Linked DNA regions of Homo sapiens: regions 2 and 3 are each linked to region 1. A link is an interaction called in ENCODE POLR2A ChIA-PET data of the cell type or tissue named here. Cell type or tissue: PC-9. All regions are shown on one strand. Each heading gives the region's core, and the rest is flanking DNA. Links, peaks and the distances in the headings are about the cores only.

Region 1 (2,500 bases), core at 1-2,500:
GGTTTAGAGGGGAGGGGCGAAGGTGCTGTAAACAGGTTTGGGCAGTGGTGGGGGAGGGGGCCAGAGAGGCGGCTCAGGTTGCCCAGCTCTGTGGCCTCAGGACTCTCTGCCTCACCCGCTTCAGCCCAGGGCCCCTGGAGACTGATCCCCTCTGAGTCCTCTGCCCCTTCCAAGGACACTAATGAGCCTGGGAGGGTGGCAGGGAGGAGGGGACAGCTTCACCCTTGGAAGTCCTGGGGTTTTTCCTCTTCCTTCTTTGTGGTTTCTGTTTTGTAATTTAAGAAGAGCTATTCATCACTGTAATTATTATTATTTTCTACAATAAATGGGACCTGTGCACAGGAGGAAATTTTATTGTCTCTGATTTCAACTGTGGAGGTGGGTGGGGAAGGGCTGGAGGCCTGGGTGCGGGGGTGGGGGGGGTCAGTCAGGGGCAGGACCACTGTGTTTTGGCCGGGACATAAACACTTAAAAAAAAAAAAAAAAAACGAGATCCAGGGAATTGTGAAAAATTGGAGCTGGGCCGGGTGCGGTAGTGAGCACCTGCAATCCCAGCACTTTAAAAGGTCGAGGTGGGAGGATCGCTCGAGGCAGGAGTTTGAGACCAGCCTGGGGAACATAGTGGCACCATCTCTACAAAAAGTTAAAAAAATTAGCTGGGTGTGGTGGCTCATGCCTGTAATCCCTGTACTTGGGGAGGTCGAGGTAGGCGAATTGCTTGAGCCCAGGAGTTTGAGGCTGCAGTGAGCTTTGATCGCACCACTGCACTCCAGCCTGGGTGACAGGGCGAGACCTTATCTCTTAACGAAAAAAAAAAAAAAATCGAAACGGGCCTCCAAGGTATCACCTTAAAAAAGAAATTAAATGGGCCCCCAAGGTATCACCTTGTCCACTGTATATGGGTTGGAGGGTAAACCCATATACAGAAAACAGCGTATGCCCGGGACCCCGGTGAAGGGTTGGGGACCCCAGGAGGGACGTCCCCACGTGGGCTCCCAGCTCCGAGGTATGGGCCACCTGCCACCCCCACCCCGCTGTTGTTGCAGCTTTGTCTGGGCAGTCAGGCTGGTCTGTTCCTCTTTGCTGAGTCACCCTACAGGTCCCCCTTCCCAGCCTTTGCACAGCCGGTCCCTGCTTCCAGCCTGGAATGTCCCTTTTCCCTTCTCCACCCTCTGGATCCTGCTCGTCCTGAAAGCCCAGCTCCCAGCCTCCTCCCCCATGAAGTCTTCCCATTCTCTTGGATGGAGAAATTATTATCAGCCCTGTTCACATCCCTGAGGTGCTGAGGGTCACCAAATGCCTTTCACCTGGAGGGCAGCCTTCAAGCCACGCCCAGAGCTCGGCATTCTGATCCCTTGATCGATGAGGAAACCAAGTGTGGCCCAGGCCCAGACCTACAGCTTGGGATTTTGGACTCCAAATTTGGGTGGGGGAGCTGTCCAGGACAGGACTTGGGCCTCAGCAACCACTTGGGCTTGGCCTTGGCCTTGAGTCTCTGCCCTGCTACTGTTGTGCAAAGCATGTTCCAAGCTTGCTCAGGCTTCATTTTCTTGTCAGTAAGTTAGAGGTGAGCGGACCCAGCACTCTGGAAGGAGGGATCCAGGGAGGCCCCAGGAAGGGGTCTTCTCCATCATTTCTTGCTTTTTTTCTTTTCTTTTCTTTTTTTTTTTGAGACAGAGTCTTGCTCTGTTGCCCAGGCTGGAGTGCAGTGGTGTGCTCTGGGCTCACTGCAACCTCTGCCTCCCAGGCTCAAGTGATTCTCCTGTCTCAGCCTCCCAAATAGCTGGCATGCACCCACGGCACCTGGCTGATTTTTCCAATTTTTTTTTTTTTTGAGACAGAGTCTCGCTCTGTCACCCAGTGGCACCATCTCAGCTCACTGCAACCTCCGCCTCCTGGGCTCATGCAATTCTCCTGCCTCAGCCTCGCAACTAGCTGGGATTACAGGGGTGTGCTACCATGCCCAGCTAATTTTTGTATTTTTAGTAGAGACAGGGTTTCGCCATGTTGGCCAGGCTGGTCTCGAACTCCAGACCTCAAGTGATCCTCCCGCCTCGGCCTCCCAAAGTGTTAATTTTTACAATTTTTCTTTAAGATAGGGGTCTCACTATGTTGCCCAGGCTGGTTTTGAACTCGTGGTCTCAAGAGATCCTCCTGCCTTGGCCTTCCAAATTGTTGGGATTACAGGTGTGAGCCACCACACCCTGCTACGTCTCGATTCTGGAACCCACAGGAACAGATGCCACTGTTTTCTGGGAGCTCATTTAATAGGCAGGGCATTTCTGAGGGGCAGGGTTGGTTCGGAGGTCCCATTTTACAGGGGAGGCAGAGGAGGCCCAGCAGATGGGCCCAGCTAAGGCCACATGGAGTCAGGGGCCAGCTGGGGGCTGGGGGCTGGATCTCACTTCCTCAACCTGGGTCGCCTTCCACTTTCGGTACAGGTAGACAATGCCGGAGATGAAGCCATCCTTGGCAGAGATGCCGGATACCACCTCCAGCT
Region 2 (4,548 bases), core at 931-3,430, 160 kb before region 1:
TACCAGGTTGAGCCTCCCCTCCTCAGGGTAGGTAAGAAGCAGAGAAAGTTGAGACATGGACAAGAGAGGGACTAGGAAGAAGTGTTACCATGGGAACCAGATGGGGTCCTTCAGAAGGCCTCCCACACACCTTGTCTTGCACAGAGCTGATTCTTCTTTAGAGGGGCAGGGAGTGAGACCCCTCTGTGTTCAGCTCCAGCCTGAAAATGATCGGAGGCAGGTGAGGATGGACACCACCAGAGTGGAGTGGGCCCAGTTCTGGGTGGGCCATGGAAAGGCTTACAGTTGGATGGTTTGAAAAATCATTAACCCCTTTTGCTTGAAGGTACATGGAATGTTCAGGAAGGTTCTGGAATGTTCTGGAAGGTGCAGCACTCTGGGCCCTTCCTTTTGCCTAAAACCTTCTTGAACTTGCTGCTTCTAGATTCAGGGGGCCCCAGGAATGTTCCTGGCTGTGATCTGTGAGAGAAAACAAACTTGAGGGTCTGCATCAGGGGGCTCATGAAAAAGGTCCTACCTATTAGATACCATTTTGCTTTTACAAAACAAAACCAAAGAAGTCTCCAAATAAAACTCCCACCCCTTTTAATAAAAACAGAGCTCCCTGTTCCTCAAGAAAGTCTATTATGTACACCTCCTTGTTTGTGAATCACTAGCTTCTGCATTTTTCTAACCTTCCCCATCTTGGTTTCCAAATATGAAACATAGTAACATTAAATTGCTTTTTCTTTTTCCTAACCAATCAAGGCTCACTGAGCTAAGCAGGCTCCAACCAGTGTGGGCTCAAACCTTCACCACTGAATCGTGTAGTCCCTGCAAAGCCATGGCTAAGAACTTGCCCCTAACCTCCAAGGCTGGAGAATCGAATGGTTTCTAAGAGACCCAGTTGGACTTGCTGCAGGTTTATCCCAGTGTATACGGGGATTATACACAAAAGACTGAGTGAAGGAACTGGTGTTACTGTACCAAAGGGCCTCTGGTTGTGTCTAAGCTTATCATTGCTGTAGACCTCTGGAGAGATTCCCCTTGTCCCACAATGAAAATAAGATTTCACTCAACCTCCCTGCATAAAGTGCAGGCTCTTGCAGCAACATACAATATAAGAATTTGCAACCTCAAATGCCTACAGGGGCCAGGAAGGTGACACAGAGGTGCAAAGTAGTCCCTTTCCAGGAAGAAATTCTCCTGCCCCTATTTTTCTGAAAATGCATGGTACCTTTTTACTTTTTTGCTTTCCCTCTTGATGGACATGGGGTACAGAAATGTTTTTCTGCTATGGGAAAAACGGTGCAAGTGTGTAGATAAAAGGCGTTTTACACTTCACCCCTGTTGGTGGAAGTGCAGCAAATTGGGGAGTGATGTCTCATCTAAATGGACGAAATTTTTTTTGTTGTCTTTTTTTTTTTTGAGACAGGGTCTTGGTCTGTCACCTAGGCTGGAGTGCAGTTATGTGATCATAGCTTACTTGAAATCTCAACCTCCCAGGCTCAAGCCATCCTCCCACCTCAGCTTCCCAAGTAGCTGGGACTACAGGTGCGTGCCACCATGCCTGGCTAATTTTTGTATTTTTTGTAGAGATGGGGTTTTGCCATGCTGCCCAGGCTGGTCCCGAACTCCTGGGCTCAAGGGATCCGCCTACCTTGGCCTCCCAAAGTGCTGGGATTACAGGCGTGCATTACCGCACCTGGCCTCAAAGGGGAAATGCTACTGAGCTTCTCCCACAGCGCTAATGCAGGTACGTGAACTGAATGGTGGCAGATTTTCTTTCTTTTTTTTTTTTTTCAAATGGAGTTTCACTCTTGTTGCCCAGGCTGGAGTGCAAAGGTGCTATCTCGGCTCACTGTAACCTCTCCCTCCCGGCTTCAAGTGATTCTCCTGCCTCAGCCTCCTGAGTAGCTGGGATTACCGGCGTGCACCACCACGTCGGCTGATTTTTTTGTATTTTTAGTAGAGATGGGGTTTCTCCATGTTGGTCAGGCTAGCCTTGAACTCCTGATCTCAGATGATCCACCCGCCTCGGCCTCCCAAAGTGCTGGGATTACAGGCATGAGCCACTACACCTGGCAGATTTTCTCATTTTTTGAGAGATTAGAAATCTGTTTTTATGGGGGCGGTGGCTCATGCCTATAATCTCAGCAGTTTCAGAGGCTGAGGAGGGTGGATCACTTGAGGTCAGGAGTTTGAGACCAGCCTGGCCAACACGGTGAAACCCTGTCTCTACTAAAAATACAAAAATTAACCAGGCGTAGTGGCATGTGCCTGTAATCCCAGCTACTTGGGAGGCTGAGGCAGGAGAATCACTTGAACCTAGGAGGTGGAGGTTGCAGTGAGCTGAGATTGCACCACTGCACTCCAGCCTGGGGGGACAGAGCAAGACTCTGCCTCAAAAAAAAAATCGGTTTTTATGCCCAAATTTTGAATGTTGGGTAAAGTTGTTTTAGGACACTGTGCCAGCCAAATACTATCTGCAAGGTGACTGTGGCCTATGAACCCCAAATCCCAGTCTGCTCTTTGTACTCCTCAAACAGGCCTTCCCTGCCATTTTTTTTTTTTTCTGAGATGGAGTCTCACTCTGTCACCCAGGCTGGAGTGCAGCGTCATGATCTTGGCTCACTGCAACCTCCGCCTCCTGGGTTCAAGCTATCCTCCCACCTTGGCCTCCTGAGTAGCTAGGATTACAGGTGTGCGCCACCATGCCTTTTTTTTTTTTTTTTTTTTTGAGATGGAGTCTCGCTCTGTCACCAGGCTGGACTGCAGTGGCACAATCTCGGCTCACTGCAACCTCTGTCTCCCGGGTTCAAACGATTCTCCTGCCTCAGCCTCCCGAGTAGCTGGGACTACAGACGCACGCCACCACGCCCAGCTAATTTTTTGTATTTTCAGTAGAGATGGGGTTTCACCATGTTGGCCAGGATGGTCTTGATCTCTTGACCTCGTGATCCGCCCACCTCGGCCTCCCAAAGTGCTGGGATTACAGGCGTGAGCCACCGCGCCCAGCCAATGTTTTTTTTTTTTTTTGAGATGGAGTCTTACTCTGTCGCCCAGGCTGGAGTGCAGTGGTGCGATCTTGGCTCACTACAACCTCCGCCTCCCAGGTTCAAGCGATTCTCCTGCCTCAGCTCCTGAGTAGTTGGGATTACAGGCACCCACCATCATGCCCGGCTAATTTTTATATTTTTGTAGAGACGGGGTTTCACCATGTTGGCCAGACTGGTCTTGAACTCCTGACCTCAAGTGATCCGCCCACCTCAGCCTCCCGAAGTGCAGAGATTACAGGTGGGAGCCACCACGCCCGGCCATTTTTTTGTGTGTGTGTTTATAGTAGAGACAGGGTTTCACTATGTTGGCCAAGCTGGTCTTGAACTTCTGACCTCAAGTGATCTGCCTGCCTCGGCCTCCGAAAGTGCTGGGATTACAGGCAAGAGCCACCGTGCCAGGCCCTGAAACATGCCTTCTTTTGTCTAAAGTGGCTGTCCCCTCTCAGGGCTGAGGATGTGAATTTTGAAGGGACAAGGGTAGGATGGGAGAGCCAACCCACCACAAGACTAGTGACAGGACCCTAGCCTTAAGAGACACTGGTGAGGTGGCTAGATCCATAGCGACGCTGTGACTTCAGGACAGATAGTGAGAGATGAGCTCTCTGCATGCGTTGAGCATGTTTGGCCTACGCAAGGTCTTGAGATCCAGGCTCAGCTCTCACCATGGTTTGCACACATTAACAGAGGGACACTCAGCTGCTTTGCACAAAACCACGACGGCTGCAAGCTGGACCTCGGAGCTGAGCTGCTGAGGGCAGGCTAAGGTAGGTCTTCTCCCATGATGTTGTTTTTCTTTTTTTTGAGACGGAGTTTCACTCTTGTTGCCCAGGCTGGAGTGCAATAGCGCGATCTCGGCTCACTGCAACCTCTGCTTCCCAGGTTCAAGTGATTCTCCTGCCTCAGCCTCCCGAGTAGCTGGGATTACAGGCATGCACCACCACACCCAGGTAATTTTGTATTTTTTAAAAGTAGAGACGGGGTTTCTCCATGTTCGTCAGGCTGGTCTCGAACTCCTGACCTCAGGTGATCCGCCCGCCTTGGCCTCCCAAAGTGCTGGGATTACAGAGGTGAGCCACCGTACCCGGCCTGTTTTTCTTTTTAGAGATGAGGTCTTGCGTGTTGCCCAGCTGGAGTGCAGTAGCTATTCATAGGCGAGATCTTTGTACACTAGTCTTGGACTCCTGGGCTCAAGCGATCCTCCTGCCTCAGCCTCCCAAGTAACTGGGACCACAGGTGTGTGCCATTGTGCTGGGCTTTCCCTCATGATCTTCCCCATGGGCAGGTGGCAGCATGTGACTTCATCATGGCGCTGAGGAACTGAGAGGAGGCAAAGGCCAGGACAGGGCCCGCTTTTCTAGTGCACTGAATTCCAGAGTGTGGACTGAGGTAGCACCACCACTTATCAGCCGTCCCTCTCTCAGCCTGTTTGCACAGGGTCTGGCGACCTTCCAGGAAGCCCAACAGTTTGAAACACAGACCTCTTCCATTTCCAAAAAAGGGTGTGTTGGTG
Region 3 (4,548 bases), core at 1,259-3,758, 63 kb before region 1:
CCACACTGTTCACCTTAACCACTCCTCTGGGGTGTGTGTGTGTGTGTGTGTGTGTGTGTGTGTGTGTGTGTTTTGTCGTTGTTGTTTTTGAGACAGGGTCTCACTCTGTTGCCCCAGCTGGAGTGCAGTGGCACAATCATAGCTCACGGTAGCCTTTACCTCCTGGGCTCAAGCCATCCTCCTGCTTCAGCCTCCTGAGTAGCTGGGACCACAGGTGTATGCCATCATACCCAGTTAATTTTTTTTTTTTTTGGTAGAGATAGGGTCTTGCTATGTAGCCCAGGTTGGTCTCGAACTCCTGGGCTCAAGCGAGCCTCCCACCTCGTCCTCTAGGAGTGAGCCAGTGAGACCCGGCCTCAAGCCCCTCTGAGATACCCCTTCTAAGTCCTCCCTCTTTCCCTCCCTTGAGGGTCCCAGGAAGGAGATGGGGACCCTTTCTCATCTCTCCCCCAGGTGAGAAGATTTGGCCCGGTTTTACTTTTGGTGGCGTGTTTTATCCAAACAATAGGTCTTTTTGTTTTCGTTTTTCCAATAGGAAATGGCAGTACGGAATGCGCTCTTTCACAAGGCGCACGGGAGATTCCGAATGTGTCGGGTATTGTGCGGGGTCCGGGCTCCCAGCACAGACCCAGGGGCACATCTCTGCCACCTTCCCCTCCCATCCCCAGCCATGGCGTGCGGAAAGTGCTCATGCCTGCTTCCTAGATTGGGCGCTGGCTTTGGCCTCACAGGCTGTCTTCCGAATCCCCAGGGAGTGGGCAAGTGACCACCCCGCCATCACCAAGCTCAGCTTACAACCCCATCTTCCCTCTAAGCTCCATCCGGGAGAGCGAGATCCAGCCAAGGCCGCCCCGAGGGGGAGCTCTGCAGGGAGGTGGAGGCGCTGGGAACAAGGAGGCTCCAGCGAGTGCAAAACGAAAGGCTTTTATTGAAAAATATCAAGTGCCCCTTCCAGGGCTGCCGGTCCCTGCCCAGCGCGAGCATGGGGGCAGCGGCCCGATGGGGCTCGACGGGGTGGTCAAGTATTGGCGGTCACCCAGGCCCCGTGCTCCAGAAGGGTGAGGTTTCACAGTCCATGCAGGTTGGTCCCTGGGCCCCGAAGTCGACTGCCCGGCCCGCAAAGCCGTGGCTGCTGGGGAAGCTGCCCCAGTCCAGCGCGGGGGCTTCCTGGCTTCTGGGGGTGGGCTGGCCTCCGAGGCAAGGCTGCACGCTGGATGGCCTGGTGCGCGCTCCAGCTCGCGGTGGTGGTGGTGGTGTTGGTGGTGGTGGTGGTGGTGGGGTCTCCCTGCGTCTGTCCCTTAGACGTAGTCCTTGCGGTCGTAGCCTGTGCCCAGGCTGGCTCCCGGGCCGGTGGAGCGCGGCGCGGAGTAGACGACCTTGGTGGCCGTGTACTTCTTCTCGCGTGGGGGACACGAGCAGCAGAGCAGCGCGCCCCCCAGCAGCTGCAGCGCCGCGGCCGCCCAGCCCACGTACAGGCCCGCGCCCATCTCGCGCTTCTGCGCCTCGGGCACCACGGGGTTGTAGAAGTCCCGGATAATGGTGTTGGCCGACCAGGACACCGGCACGAGGGTGAGCAGGGCGGCGAGAAGGAACAGCACGCCTGCCACGATGGTGATCTTGGCCTTGGCCGTGTCGTCCTGCACGCAGTTGGTGCACTGGGCGCCCACCAGCGCCACTAGCAGCCCGAAGGCGGCCAGCAGGATGGCCACCACGATGAGGGCGCGGGCCGCCTGAAGGTCCTGTGGCAGTGCCAGCAGCGAGTCGTACACCTTGCACTGCATCTGGCCGGTGCTCTGCACCACGCAGTTCATCCACAGGCCCTCCCAGATGTTCTGCGACGTGATGATGTTGCTGCCGATGAAGGCCGACACGCGCCACATGGGCAACGCGCAGCACACGATGGTGCCCAGCCAGCCCAGCACGGCCAGCGCGGTGCCCGTGATCTCCAGGCCCATGGACATGGCTGCCGCGGCAAGGCCCGCTCCACCGGGTGGCTCCGGGTGCGGGGAGACGAGGGGCCGGGGCCGCTGGGCCTGGCGGGAGCTGCGGCGCCCCGACGGACGGACGGACGGACGGACTGACTCACCGACGGCGCGCGCTAACGGCTCGGCTCCATACGCTCTCGCCGCGGCTGCGCCTGCACCTGCCTGTGGCTTTGTGGGCGGGCGGCGGCGACTGGGCTGGCCCTGGGCTGGGGCCGGTGCGTCTTAGCTAAGTGCCCAGCGCTCCGGTGGGGGCGGTAGGGGCGGAGCCGCGCTCTCCAGGGCCTAAGGACAGTGACGTGGCCCCTGCCTCCCACCTTCACCGAGCGTCCTGGGAGGAAGGACTTGGCCCTGCGCGGCCCACAACGCCGGGGTAGGGGGGTTGCCAAGGAAGGGCGGGACCTGACCCAGCCCCCGCCCCTCGGTCCTTGTCCCTCTCTGCTCGGGAATGAATTCTCCGGGGCAAAACCGAGGACGGGATGCGTCAGGGGCTTGGGGTGCAAATCCCAAAGAATTTGACACGGCTTCTCTCTCCTCACCACTTTGGGCGCTTTTGGCACGTGCCGCGTGGGGATGGGGGCGCTGCCAATTACCCCGGAACGGCGGGGCGGGGAGGACCAGGGTGGGCGTGGCCGCGGCTGTTTGCAGGAGCCGCGCACCTGCTGCTCTGCCCCTCCCGTACACACGTCGCACAGGCTCAGCCTGAGTCCGGGCGGTGGGGTTGTCCAGCCCAGGAATTGCTGGGCCCAGAAGCCAGGGACTGCCTGCGCAAAGGTACCCAAAAGATGCCCTTAAGCCTAACTAAGCTCAAATTCCTCTCCAGCTCTCCCTCCAGTTCCCATCGCTGGCCGTGAGCCTGCATGCCTTTAGCTAAGCTGCTCTCCCCTCCCAGAAGTCCCCCTCCTCCCATTGAGTCCCCTCCCCTCTCCGAGCCCTGTCCTCCCTCCCTTTGAGCCTGAGTCAGGGCTGAGGCCCACCTTAATGAAATGGTGGTGAAAGAGGTTCGATCTCCGCAAAAGTGGGAAATCGGGCAGGACCGAGCACCGTGGTGGCTGACTCCTGTAATCCTCGCACTTTGGGAGGCTGAGAAGGGAGGATTGCTTGAGACCAGGAGTTCGACACCAGCCTGGGCAAAATAGTGAGACCCCGTCTCTACAAAAAATTAAAAAACTAGCCAGGTGTGGTGGCGTGTGCCTATAGTCCCAACTACTCCGGAGGCTCAGGCAGGAAATTACTTGAGCCCAGGAGTTCGAGGCTGCAGTGAGCTATGATCGCACCACTGCACTCCAGCCTGGGCATCAGAGCAGACCCTGTTTAAAAAAAAAAAAAAAAAAAAAAAAAAAGGTTGGGAAGTCAGAAATGCTACACTCAAAGCCCTGGCTGTCACACCTGGACGATCGTTCCCCCTTCTTCACCAAGCTCAGAGCCCTTCAGATTTGGCCTTGGAGGTTCAGCCTGGGCTGTTCCTAACCCCATCCCCTCTCTTCCCCTCAGAGCAGCCCTTGCATACCACATGCCCCTGCCTCAGAGTCCCTGCACTTACTGTCCCCTGTACATGGAACATGCCTGCAGACATCCACATAGCTTACTCCTAACTGCCTTCAGCTTTTTGCTCTCAGTGAGTCTTTCCCTGACCACCCTATTTAAAACTGCAGCTTCTGGCTGGGTACGGTGGCTCACGCCTGTAATCCCAGCACTTTGGGAGGCTGAGGCGGGTGGATCACTTGAGGTAAGGAGTTCCAGACCAGCCTGGCCAACGTGGCGAAATCCCGTCTCTACTAAAAATGCAAAAATTAGCCAGGCGTGGTGGTACACGCCTGTAATACCAGCTACTCGGGAGGCTGAGGCAAGAGAATTGCTTGAACCCAGGAGGTGGAGGTTGCAGTGAGCTGAGATCACACCCCTGCACTCCAACCTGGGTGACAAAGCGAGACTCTTTGTCTCAAAATAAAATAAATAAAATAAAATAAAATAAAATTGCAGTTTCTTACCCCACAATGCCTGCCCCCCTTTAATACTTTATATTCTGCTTAGCATGTAACACCATCGGACAATATTCTATATTTTTCTTATTTATGTTTCATTGTACTTAAAAAAATTTTAAATTGGCAATGATCGTACCTACGCGTGGCACACCCAGTGATGTTTTAATACATAGAATGTATAGTAATCATATCAGGGTAATTGGCATATTCATCATCTCAAACTTTTATTTCTTTGTGCTGGGAACGTTCAATAACTTATTTATTTATTTATTTTAGAGACAGTGTCTTGCTCTGTCACCCAGGCTGGAGTGCAGTGGTACTATCATAGCTCACTGCAGCCTTGAATTCTTGGGCTTAAGCAATCCTCTAGCTATAGCCTCCCAAGTAGCTGGGACTACAGGCATATACCACCAAGCCCACCTAATTGTTTCATTTTTTTTTGTAGAGATGGGGTCTCACTGTGTTGCCCAGGCTAGTCTTGAACTCCTGGTCTCAAGCAATCCCCCAACCTTGGCATCCCGAAGTGCTAGGATTACAGGTGTGAGCAGCAGTGCCCAGCCTATTTTTTTTTTTAAACGAAA

Evidence for each region. ChIA-PET counts read pairs that join two places held together with the same protein. Peaks named below come from ENCODE experiments on the same cell type or tissue, not always from the same donor. Only the 100,000 strongest peaks of a DNase experiment are listed, where the experiment ranks them.
Region 2: POLR2A ChIA-PET joins it to region 1 with 12 read pairs; 5 of 35 experiments call an interaction of 5 or more read pairs at or near these places.
Region 3: POLR2A ChIA-PET joins it to region 1 with 15 read pairs; 11 of 35 experiments call an interaction of 5 or more read pairs at or near these places.

What each region holds. Positions count from the first base shown.
Region 1 is chr7:73,832,342-73,834,841 of GRCh38, forward strand. CLDN4 (claudin 4) reads left to right here. Exons shown (of 1, transcript NM_001305.5): 1 at 1-349. It overlaps METTL27 (methyltransferase like 27), which reads right to left. Exons shown (of 6, transcript NM_152559.3): 6 at 2,249-2,500. The coding sequence ends at 2,402. Among named protein-coding and RNA genes, the nearest start is that of CLDN4, 2.6 kb to the left of the region's middle. In PC-9, for the core only: no CTCF peak of the experiment used is centred there; a DNase peak (open chromatin) is centred at 1,220; H3K4me3 peaks cover 1,715 bases; H3K27ac peaks cover 2,443 bases.
Region 2 is chr7:73,674,591-73,679,138 of GRCh38, forward strand. No RefSeq gene overlaps it. Among named protein-coding and RNA genes, the nearest start is that of DNAJC30, 6.6 kb to the right of the region's middle. In PC-9, for the core only: no CTCF peak of the experiment used is centred there; no DNase peak of the experiment used is centred there.
Region 3 is chr7:73,768,089-73,772,636 of GRCh38, forward strand. It overlaps CLDN3 (claudin 3), which reads right to left and starts at 2,182. Exons shown (of 1, transcript NM_001306.4): 1 at 909-2,182. The coding sequence starts at 1,961. The coding sequence ends at 1,299. In PC-9, for the core only: no CTCF peak of the experiment used is centred there; DNase peaks (open chromatin) are centred at 2,253 and 2,653; H3K4me3 peaks cover 1,668 bases; H3K27ac peaks cover 810 bases.